Linked DNA regions of Homo sapiens: region 1 is linked to region 2. A link is an interaction called in ENCODE POLR2A ChIA-PET data of the cell type or tissue named here. Cell type or tissue: endothelial cell of umbilical vein. All regions are shown on one strand. Each heading gives the region's core, and the rest is flanking DNA. Links, peaks and the distances in the headings are about the cores only. Region 1 overlaps PLA2G6 (phospholipase A2 group VI). Region 2 overlaps MAFF (MAF bZIP transcription factor F).

Evidence for each region. ChIA-PET counts read pairs that join two places held together with the same protein. Peaks named below come from ENCODE experiments on the same cell type or tissue, not always from the same donor. Only the 100,000 strongest peaks of a DNase experiment are listed, where the experiment ranks them.
Region 1: POLR2A ChIA-PET joins it to region 2 with 11 read pairs; 11 of 35 experiments call an interaction of 5 or more read pairs at or near these places.

Annotation. Positions count from the first base shown.
Region 1 is chr22:38,132,638-38,137,964 of GRCh38, reverse strand. It overlaps PLA2G6 (phospholipase A2 group VI), which reads left to right. Exons shown (of 17, transcript NM_003560.4): 6 at 2,881-2,977; 7 at 4,952-5,134. Among named protein-coding and RNA genes, the nearest start is that of BAIAP2L2, 25 kb to the right of the region's middle. In endothelial cell of umbilical vein, for the core only: no CTCF peak of the experiment used is centred there; a DNase peak (open chromatin) is centred at 2,464.
Region 2 is chr22:38,212,012-38,217,377 of GRCh38, reverse strand. It overlaps MAFF (MAF bZIP transcription factor F), which reads right to left. Exons shown (of 3, transcript NM_012323.4): 2 at 3,489-3,555; 3 at 871-2,958. The coding sequence starts at 3,524. The coding sequence ends at 2,500. It also overlaps a transcript of TMEM184B not described here. Among named protein-coding and RNA genes, the nearest start is that of SNORA92, 10 kb to the left of the region's middle. RefSeq lists silencers at 2,406-2,775, 2,946-2,995, enhancers at 2,991-3,572, 5,086-5,230 and a cis regulatory region at 5,158. In endothelial cell of umbilical vein, for the core only: no CTCF peak of the experiment used is centred there; a DNase peak (open chromatin) is centred at 2,527.

The sequences.
Region 1 (5,327 bases), core at 328-5,327, 80 kb after region 2:
TTGGCAGCCAGCACAGCCCTACTCCAAGAATCCCACGGCCTCAGTGTTACTGACAAGTGGTTCCCTCACAGCTCAGACTAGGAGCTCCCTCGCTGTTTTTCTTTTTCTTTTCTTTTCTTTGTTTTGTTTTTGAGACAGAGTTTCACTCTGTCACCCAGGCTGGAGTGCAATGGCATGATCTTGGCTCACTGCAACCTCTGCCTCCCAGGTTCAACTGATTCTCCTGCCTCAGCCTCCCAAGGAGCTGGGATTACAGGTGTGCGCCACTATGCCCAGCTAATTTTTGTATTTTTAGTAGAGATGGGGTTTCATCATGTTGACCAGGCTAGTCTTGAACTCCTGACCTCAGGTGATCTACTTGCCTCGCCCTCCCAACATGCTGGGATTACAGGCGTGAGCCACCGCGCCTGGCCACCTCTGCTGTTTTTCAATGCAGCTGACCTTTCCCACAAAGCTCGGTTTGTGCCTGCGGTTCTCAGATGGTTAAGCCCCTGCTGAGGAAGGGAAACAGATAATCCCAGACAGTGAGATGGAGGCTGAGACTGAGGATGCCTGGGGGCTGCACTAGGAGCTCAGAGACGGCATCAGGCAGCTGGAGTTCAGGGAAGGTTTGGGGGCAGCAGAGCCCGAGCCAAGCCATGGACACTAGCCGGAGCTGGCCACTCGGGTGAAGACTTGGGGGGCTCCAGAGGGCCCAGGGAAAGAAGCTGGGCCTGACTCCATGTGCCTAGTGCTGAGCACCAAGCGCTGGCATAAGGGCTGTAGGGAGCTGGGCAGCATAAATCCTGGGCCTGTGCTGGGCACCCCTAATAATAGAGAACAGCAGCTGAACACTAACGCTGTCCCAGCCACCGGCTTAGCCTTCATGTGGGCTATTTCACTATAGCCCAGAGAGCTGATGTATTTTATTCCCCCTCTAAAGCTGAGGGCCAAGTGTGGTGGCTCATGCCTCTAATCCCAGCACTTTGGGAGGCTGAGGCAGGAGGATCGCTTGAGCCTAGGAGTTTGAGGCTACAGTGAGCTATGATCATGCCATTGCCCTCCAGCCTGGGTGACAAAGGGAAATCCTGTCTCAAACAAACAAACAAAAAACAGATGAGGAAACCAGGGCTTAGAGAGATTAAGTAATTTGCTCAAAGTCAGGCAGTCAGTAAGTGCCAGACCTGGGAATTAAACCCATGTGGGCTGTCCTAGTAATTGCACTAAAAAAAAAAAAAAAAAAAAGCTTTATTGAGATATAGTTCCTATTCCATACAATCCACCTATTGAAAGTATACAATGATTCTGATATATTATGTTTATTTTTTCCAACTGTGATAGATTATATATAACATAAAATTTGCCATTTTAACCACTTTTGTTTTTTGTTTTTGAGACAGAGTTTCGCTCTCGTTGCTCAGGCTGGAGTGCAATGGTGTGATCTCGGCTTACCGTTACCTCCACCTCCCGGGTTCAAGTGATTCTCCTGCCTCAGCCTCCCGAGTAGTAGCTGGGATTACAGGCATGCACCACCATGCCCAGTTAATTTTGTATTTTTTAGTAGAGACAGGGTTTCTCCATGTTGGTCAGGCTGGTCTCGAACTCCCGACCTCAGGTGATCCACCCACCTTGGCCTCCCAAAGTGCTGGGATTACAGGCGTGAGCCACCACACCCGGCCCATTTTAACCACTTTTAAGTGTACAATTCGGTGGTTTTAATCACATTTACAATGTTGTCCAACCATTACCCCTTTCTAAAACTTTTCTTATCACCTCAAACAGAAACTGTAACCATTAATAACTCCCGATTCTCCCCTCCCCACAGCCCCCGATAAGTCCCATATCCTCTCTGTCTCTCAGAACTTGCCTGTTCTAGAACCTCGTATCAGTGAAATCATACAGCGTTTGTCCTTTTGTGCCTGGCTTATTTCACTTAGCATGATGTCTTCAAGGCTCATCCATGTTGCAGCACGTATCAGAATTTCCTTTCTTTTTAAGGCAGAATACTATTTTGTTTATCCATTCAGTCCTTCACTGATAGACGCCTGGGTTGTTTCCACCTTTTGTCTGTTGTGAAGAATGCTGCTGTGTACATGGGTCTGCAAATGTCCATTCAAGTCCCTGCATTCCGTCCTTTGATACTTCCGACCTCAGGTGATCCGCCTGCCTCAGCCTCCCAAAGTGTTGGGATTACAGGCGTGAGACACCGCGCCCAGCCAGAAAAATTTTAAAGTCTTCTCCTTGCACAGCTGAACTTGTGAACCGAGATTCCTACCCATGATACAATGATGGAGCACTTTCTTTGGGCCAGGCGGGGCCTAATGAGGCTTGTGAACCCGGGGCCTCTGCTCTGAGGCTGGAGATGCTAAGATCTCTGGTGGACACTGCTTGCCTCAGGCACCGAGTAGAAAGCAATTGTGCTCTTTCCCACTCTGTCATACTGCTTCCTATAGCATGCAGGTCACTGTGTGACTCACTGACAGTGTGGTAAGGAGGTGGAGGGTGGCTGTGTGCCAGGCACAGAACTGGGCTCTGAAATGCCTGGTCTTCCTTACACCCCAGCCACTCCTCTCAGCACTCTCTCCATGTTGCTCAGCTTCTGGAGGCCACCAGTGAGGAAGCTGGGGCTTGACTTCAAGCCCATCTGACTCTAAAGCCAGTACCAGGGAGGGTGATCATTGCTGGTGGCAGCATCAGGAAGGCTTCCTGGAGGAGGGGGTTAGTTGTGCCTTGAGGGGCTCAGTACAGCCTTAACCATGGTGAGTGTGCTGGTTGGGTTTGCTGAACTTTGTTTGCAGTGATGCTCTCTGTAAGCAGTAGATGAAGCTCCAAGTCCTGGCTTCATCCCACGCCACGCAGACCCTAGCTTCTGCTCACCAACCGGGGCCCCTCTCTCACCAGGTGTGCGGAGATGATCATCAGCATGGACAGCAGCCAGATCCACAGCAAAGACCCCCGTTACGGAGCCAGCCCCCTCCACTGGGCCAAGAACGCAGAGGTGAGTGGATCCTGAGGTGGGTGGGTGGGGCAGGGGGCCGGGCCCCGCAGGTCCTCAGGGCCCTCAGGAAGCAGGTTCCCGAGAGGACCCTGAGGCTAGCACTTGGGGGCTGACCTTGCAGTGGGTGTGCAGGCAGAGAAGTCCATGAAGAGCTGGGATCCTGGCAGGGCTCTGCTGCTCTCTGGCTGGGCGGGGGGATCCGCCCTGTGCCTCAGTTTCCTCATCCATGAATTCTGCTTTGGCGATGTGATGAAGTCAGCAAGGCAGTGTGTGACAAAACTCGGCACAAATTGTAAAGTGCTTCCCAAATAGAAGGTGGCGTGATGATGATTGTATTATTAGTCAGGATTCTCTAGAGGGCCAGAACTAACAGGAGATATATATATAGAGAGAGAGGGGGGTTTATTTTTTTATTTTATTTTTTTTGAGACGGAGTCTCGCTCTGTCGCCCAGGCTGGAGTGCAGTGGCACAATCTTGGCTCACTGCAAGCTCTGCCTCCCAGGTTCATGCCATTCTCCTGCCTCAGCCTCCTGAGTAGCTGGGACTACAGGCGCCCGCCACCACACCCGGCTAATTTTTTTGTATTTTTAGTAGAGACGAGGTTTCACCGTGTTAGCCAGGATGGTCTCGATCTCCTGACCTCGTGATCTGCCTGCCTTGGCCTCCCAAAGTGCTGGGATTATAGGCGTGAGCCACCGTGCCTGGCCTAAAGGGGGATTTATTAAGGAGCATTAACTCACACGATCACAAGGTCCCACAATAGGCCATCGCAAGCTGAGGAGCAAGGAAGCCAGTCCAAGTCCCAGAGCTGAAGGACTTGGAGTCTGATGTTTGAGGGCAGGAAGCATCCAGCACGGGAGAAAGATGTAGGCTGGGAGGCTAAGCCAGTCTAGCCTTTTCACATTTTTTTCTGCCTGCTTTATATTCTGGCCGTGCTGGCAGCTGATTAGATGGTGCCCACCCAGATTAAGGGTAGGTCTGCCTTCCCCTACTGACTCAAATGTTAATCTCCGTTAGCAGCACCCTCTCAGACACACCCAGGGTCAATACTTTACATCCTTCAATCCAATCAAGTTGACACTCATTATTAACCATCAAGATGATGATGATGATGATGGATGATGATGGTGGTGGTGGTGGTGCTGGGCCTAGCTGCACACACAGGGAGCCTGGCTGGGCATCTCCTCTGAGTTCTTCCCCTAAGCTAAGCTCTGTCCTCCTGGGAGGATGGAGGCCTCTGGTCTCATCACCAGGAAGCACAGCTTGACAGAGAATGGGATGCCCCAGAGTTCATGGCCTACTTCTCAATGTGATGGGCCAGGAGGGAGGGCACTGCCAGCCTCAGGGTACCTCTGCATTCCAGGAGCCGGACACCGAGTCAGGCCCTTCCGTGTAGGTTTGGTCACTCATTGTCATCACATGCTGTGAGGTGGGGACTTGCATTCCCATCTTCACAGAAGCCCTGAAGTGCACATGGCTACAGTGACCCATCCAAGCGCAGGCAGCTGGGATGAGTGAAGCTGGGCTTTGGGCTCAGGTCTGTGACTCCAAAGCCAGGCTCCCCTCCCTGTTCCCAAGGCTCTGCCAGGGATGTGCATTGCCAAGGCCCAGTGAGAGGTGATACCTTTGCAGGGTTCCAGGGAGGGATGCAGGGAGCGGGGTGCTTCAGGACAGGCCCCAGAGGAGCCTTTGCAAGGAGAGTGGGTTCTGTTGGCACTAGGAAAGGACCAGAAGCCTCTTAAAACAGTCAGCACATCTTTGGCTTTTTGTCCCTAGTCTTGGGATGCTGATGGGATGGGAGGCAGTCTAGGCCCCCCTAGAACTGGGGCCTGCCCCTGGAATCCTCTTGCTAGCGCTTTCCAACATCCCAGTACCTGTAGGCCTCTCAGAGCAGAAGTGGCAGTGCCCACGTGTCCCGGGGTGCGGCAGCTCCCCGAGTGCCTGTGCTAACTCAGCCTGACCGTCTCCCGCAGATGGCCCGCATGCTGCTGAAACGGGGCTGCAACGTGAACAGCACCAGCTCCGCGGGGAACACGGCCCTGCACGTGGCGGTGATGCGCAACCGCTTCGACTGTGCCATAGTGCTGCTGACCCACGGGGCCAACGCGGATGCCCGCGGAGAGCACGGCAACACCCCGCTGCACCTGGCCATGTCGGTGAGCCCAGGACCGCGTGTCCTGCCCTGTGGGGCCCCGGTGGGAATGCAGGAGGGCTGTCCGGACTGGAGCCCTCCTCCCCACTGTCTCCCTCCTATCGTCAGCTGCTCCAAATCATCTTCCCACCCAAAGCTCAGTTCAGACCCTGACTCCTCCCTCAGGAAGCCTTCCAAGTCCCCCTCTCAGCCCAAAA
Region 2 (5,366 bases), core at 102-5,101:
TGAGCCACCGCACCCGGGCCATGTTTTTTTTTTGTTGTTGTTGTTTTTTGTATTTTTAGTAGAGACGGGGTTTCACCGTGTTAGCCAGGATGGTCTCGATCTCCTGACCTCGTGATCCGCCTGCCTCAGCCTCCCAAAGTGCTGGGATTACAGGCGTGAGCCACCGCACCCGGGCCATGTTTTTTTTTTGTTGTTGTTGTTTTTTGTATTTTTAGTAGAGACGGGGTTTCACCATGTTGGTCAGGCTGGTCTTGAACTCCTGACCTCAAATGATCCACCCGCCTCAGCCTCCCAAAGTGCTGGGATTACAGGTGTGAGCCACTGCGCCCGGCCTGTTTTCTTACTTTTAAATTTCTTGTAGAGATGGGGGTCTTGCTATGTTGCCCAGCCTGGTCTCAAACTCCTGGCCTCAAGTGATCCTCCCACCTCAGCCTCTTCAGTAGCTGGAACAATAGGCATGTGTACCACCACATGTGGCTAATTATTTTTTATTTTTTGTAGAGATGGGGTGTCACTATGTTGCCCGGGTTGCTCTTGGACTCCTAGTCTCAGATGATCCTCTTGCTTCAGCCTCCCAAAGTGCTGGGATTACAGGTGTGAGCCACCATGCTCCGCCAGAATCCAGTCCTAAATTTCATTGTGCCCATGGCTTTGTCTTCCCAGGAGCTCCTGTGCTCTAAGCAACCAAGAGGAAGCATCGAAGTTTCAGCATCACTGGTCTCTGTCGCCATCTCCCCTCCACCTCATACCCTGTGCAATAGCTGGTGATGTGCACTAGCCCTCCCCGCCACCAGAAGCCCTAAGGGGTTGAAAGCAGAACCCCATTTTAGACACCCCTCGCCAAAAAACATAGTCCAGGATACACATTTATTCTCTGTGGAAAAAGAAAGAATTTGACTTTATTTAGAAAGTCTACAAAATACAGAAGACGATAACTCGCTTGCTGTAAGTCAGGAAATAAATAAATTCTAGGAGCCGGGCAATATTTTTTAACTTTTTTTTTGAGACAGGATTTTGCTATGTTGCCCAGGCTGGAGTGCAGTGGTGCGATCTCAGCTCACTACAACCTCTGCCTTCTGGGCTTAAGTGATCCTCCTGCCTCAGCCTCCCAAGTAGCTGGGACTACAGGCATGAGCCACCATGCATGGCTAATTTTTGTATTTTTTGTAGAGATGGGGTTTCACCATGTTGTCCAGGCTGGTCTCAAACTCCTGGACTCAAGCGATCCCCCTCCTTGGACTCCCAAAGTGCTGGGATTACAGATGTGAGCCACCGCGCCCGGCTTAAACATTTTTTGTTGTTGCTCTCCGGCTTTCCCTAAATATAAGATAAAATGTGATTTATTTGCAGATATAAAATATAAAGCCCAGCTCAGGGCCATACGCCACTTTTCCCAGGGAGCAGGAGCTCGGGCTCTGGCTGGGGAGAATAACTTAGATCCGTGCAATAAATAAACAGTGGGGAGGGGCAGTGTGGACAGTGTTGGGGGAGGGACTGAGACTGGGCTTCCCAGGAGAATGACAATCAAAGGCAGGGGTCAGCCCCCACCCCACAGTGGACACTGACAGGGGTTGAGGTGGGACCCTTCTTCTTAGGACCCCACTCCAGACTGTAGTAGGACTGCAGGGTCTGTCTCCTTGTCTCCCTATTTGCCACAGCAGTCCATGGCCCCCTTTCTCTGACTGGCCAGCCCCCGGACACCCTGGCTGCAGGGACAGCCTAGGGCTGAGCCAGGCCAGCTCCTTCCCACTCTTCCATCCGTGTCACCTTCTCTCTCCCTCTGCTTCTCTCCCCCTCCCTTGCAGAGAGCGGTCTCCCAAGCCAGGGAGGCCCTCCCACCACATTTCTGAGTCCCTGTCCACTGTCCCCCTGAAAACCATGGCTGGACTCAGGGCAGCAGTGAGGACACCCAGGTTTTGGTCCCAACACAACCACTAAGTGAAATGTGACCTCAGGCCTGTTTCCCCATCCGTGAACTGGGTTTCACTAGTCTTCCCACCCACTCTTTTAGTTTCGGAAGGCCAGGCACCCCCAGGCCCAACCAGAGGTGGGGGCATCTCTTCAGTGCAATTTCTCAGCAGGACGGTCCCGTAAGTCACAGACAGCCAAACCTAGCTTTGAATCCTGGGAGGGTTTGGAGGGCATATTGGCACAATAAGAGCAGTTTCCAAGATGAGGGGTGCCCTCTTCTCCCCCAACAGCTGTTCTCTAAGCCGGCTCTGTATCTCTCAATCTAAAAAGGCTAAACTTTCAGCCAAGGGCGATCCCAGATCCAGACCTCTGCCCCATCCCCAACCTACCCAAGTTCCCCTTCCCAGGGTCATTCGGTCCCAGTTTGGGGGGCTGCAAGAGGAAGACAGGGCCCACGAAGGGAATGTGTGTGCACCAAGGGGCCAGTGCTGCAGAGAAATGGGACCTGGGCACAGAGGCGGCGCTCAGGCACTTTGGGGAGGGAGCTGAGGCCGGAGGGGCGTGGCTGAGGCATGGCGGGGGCGGGCACTAGGAGCAGGAGGCCGGGCCGTGGGCGGGGTCCGGGCCGTGGGCGGGGCCAGACCCCGAGCCCGGGGTGGACTTGACGATGGTGATGACGCTGGCCGGCGCCACGAGCGTGGCGGGCCCGCGGGCGGCGGCCACGGAGCGCGCGAAGCCCTGCAGCGCCTCGCACTTGCCGCGCAGCGCGTCGAGCTCCAGGCGCATGGCGGCGTTCTCGCGCGCCAGCTTGTCCACCTCGCGCTCCAGCTCCGACTTCTGCTTCTGCAGCTCCTCCTTCTGGCACACGCGCTTCACGCGGCAGCTGGCGGCGTAGCCACGGTTTTTGAGTGTGCGGCGCCGCTGCTTGAGCCGTGTCACCTCCTCGGCGGAGAGCCCGCGCAGATGCCGGTTCAGCTCGCGCACCGACAGCCCCATCAGCGCCTCGTCCGACAGGTGCGGCGTGTTCTCGCTCAGCTCTCGCTTGATCTGCGGGCATGAGGAAACTGAGGTCCAGGGGACTGGGGACGGGCCCCCCCGCTCCACCCGCGGTGTTCCTCTTTCACCGCCTTAGCCGCCGAGGTGGTGGGTGGACTTGATCCAAAACCCCGAAGGGGAGCAGGAATCCGGGAAGGGGAAACCGGGCCAGACTAGGATCGGGACACAAAAGGAGGCCACCCCGGGGCTCAGCCTGAATTCTAACCTAGCGCCAAGCCCTGGACTCAGCCAGAGAAACCCAGGTCGGAAAGCACCTTTGAATGCCCCAGGGGACATTGACCCGATGGGGAAGGAGGCCTGGAGAGGGAAGTGACCTACCCCAGGGACATGCAGCCTGTGACCAGAGCCCAGGCCTCCTGGTCCCAGCCCATGGCTGTGGCCCTTCCCTTTGGCATCATGAAGGCCTGGTGCCTGCTGAGCCACCCAGGGGATTCCAGGAAAGAAGGGGAAGTTGGGATGAGGAGGCTCTGCATGGGCAGGGAGGGAGGGCTTCACTGGGTTGACAGAGGCTGCCTCCTCACCTTTAGAGCTTTGCTGGATAGGGGATCCACAGACATGTTTGCAGAAGGTGCCCTCTGGGCTGCAGACCTAGGGTAGAAAGGAGGTCAAAGTCACTGTTTTGTTTTTGGTTTCCCATTTAGAATAAAATCCAAACTCACTACCTTGCCATTCAAGGCCTCTGCTATCTTAGAACTGATTCATACCTGCCACCTTCCTCTCTCCACATTGGTCCACAGGCCTCCTTGAATGGCTCCTTCCAGCCGCGGGAGCTGTGCACAGGCTGTGCTCTTTACTGTTCTAGCCCCATGGTGACTCCTCATCATTTAGGTCTTTGCCCAATGTCACCTCCTCAGGAGGTCCTCTTTGACCATTCTGGCTAAACGCCTCTGTGTCACATCACATAACCCCGCCTATTAACCCTTGTAACAGTCACCTCTTCTGCATTTCTCATGCTTGGTTCCTCATCTATGATTTGTTTCTCCTTCCCACTCCTCCTCCACCAAAACGGAAGCCAATGAAGGCAGAGGCCTTCCCTGTCTCACCACGGCATCAATATGCCTAAATCAGTGCCTGGTATATAGTAGATGGCTCAGTAAGTGTGCACCAAATGAATAGATGTGCCTCTCCTGACCATTCTTCCACATGGGGCTTGGACATGTGCCTTTGATTTGATTTTTCAGAACTTTTCTTTCTCTTTTTCTTTCTTTCTTTTTTTTTTTTTTTTTTTTTTTTTGAGACAGAGTCTCACTCTGTCACCCAGGCTGGAGTGCAGGGGCGCGATCTTGGCTCACTGCAACCTCCGCCTCCCGTGTTCAAGGGATTCTCCTGCCTCAGCCTCCCAAGTAGCTGGGATTACAGGTGCCTGTCACCACGCCCAGCTAATTTTTTGTATTTTTAGTTTATTTTTATTTTTAGAGACAGGGTTTCGCCATGTTGGCCAGGCTGGTTTTGAACTACTGACCTCAGGTGATCCACCCGCCTCAGCCTCCCAAAGTGCTGGACAGGTGTGAGCCACTGTGCCCAGCCAATTTTTCAGAACTTTTCTTAAAGTATAACCTACATACAGAAAAGTACACACAGCATATGTGCACCAGTAAATGCCTTTACACAAAGCCCATCCAGCACCCCGTAAGATACAACATCAGCCAGTCCCCTCTCTCCCCAGGCCTCCTTCATCTAGACCTCTGTTTTGGGAAAGTTTTCCCAACCTCCTGGGGGCTGCCCCATACTAACTCAGCATGCCCTAGGCAGATGGGGCAGCCATCCCTAGACCAATGAGGGCCTCTCATCTCCTAATCCTCCCTCCCACAGGCCTGACAGCCACATGCTCCTTCAACAACTATTTATTGAGCTCTTTGCCAAACATGTACTTGGTAATGGGGAGAAAAAGGTGAATAAAACTCGTGGAGGGTCAGTGGTCATTGCTCTGGGCTGGAGAAGGGGACCATCTCCCAAAGTCCCCTTTAAAGCAGCAGTCCTCTCTGTCTCTAGCTGATAGGATCTACTTTGCCAATCCTCTCAGGTTCTCCGCCATGAGAACCTGAGTTTTCTCATCTGTCTCCAAGGGGAGGGGGCAGTGATAAGAAGCCAAGGAAAATAAAGGAAGATAGGCTGGGCGCGGTGGCTCACGCCTGTAATCCCAGCACTTTAGGAGGCTGAGACGGGCAGATCACCTCAGTTCAGGAGTTCAAGACCAGCCTGGCCAACATGGCAAAACCCTGTCTCTACCAAAAACACAAAAATTAGCCCAGGCGTGGTGGTGCATGCCTGTAGTCCCAGCTATTTGAGAGGCTGAGGCAGGAGAATTGCTTAAACCTGGGAGGTGGAGGTTACAGTGAGCCGAGATTGCGCCACTGCACTCCAGCCTGGGAGCCTGGGTGACAGAGTGAGACTCCATC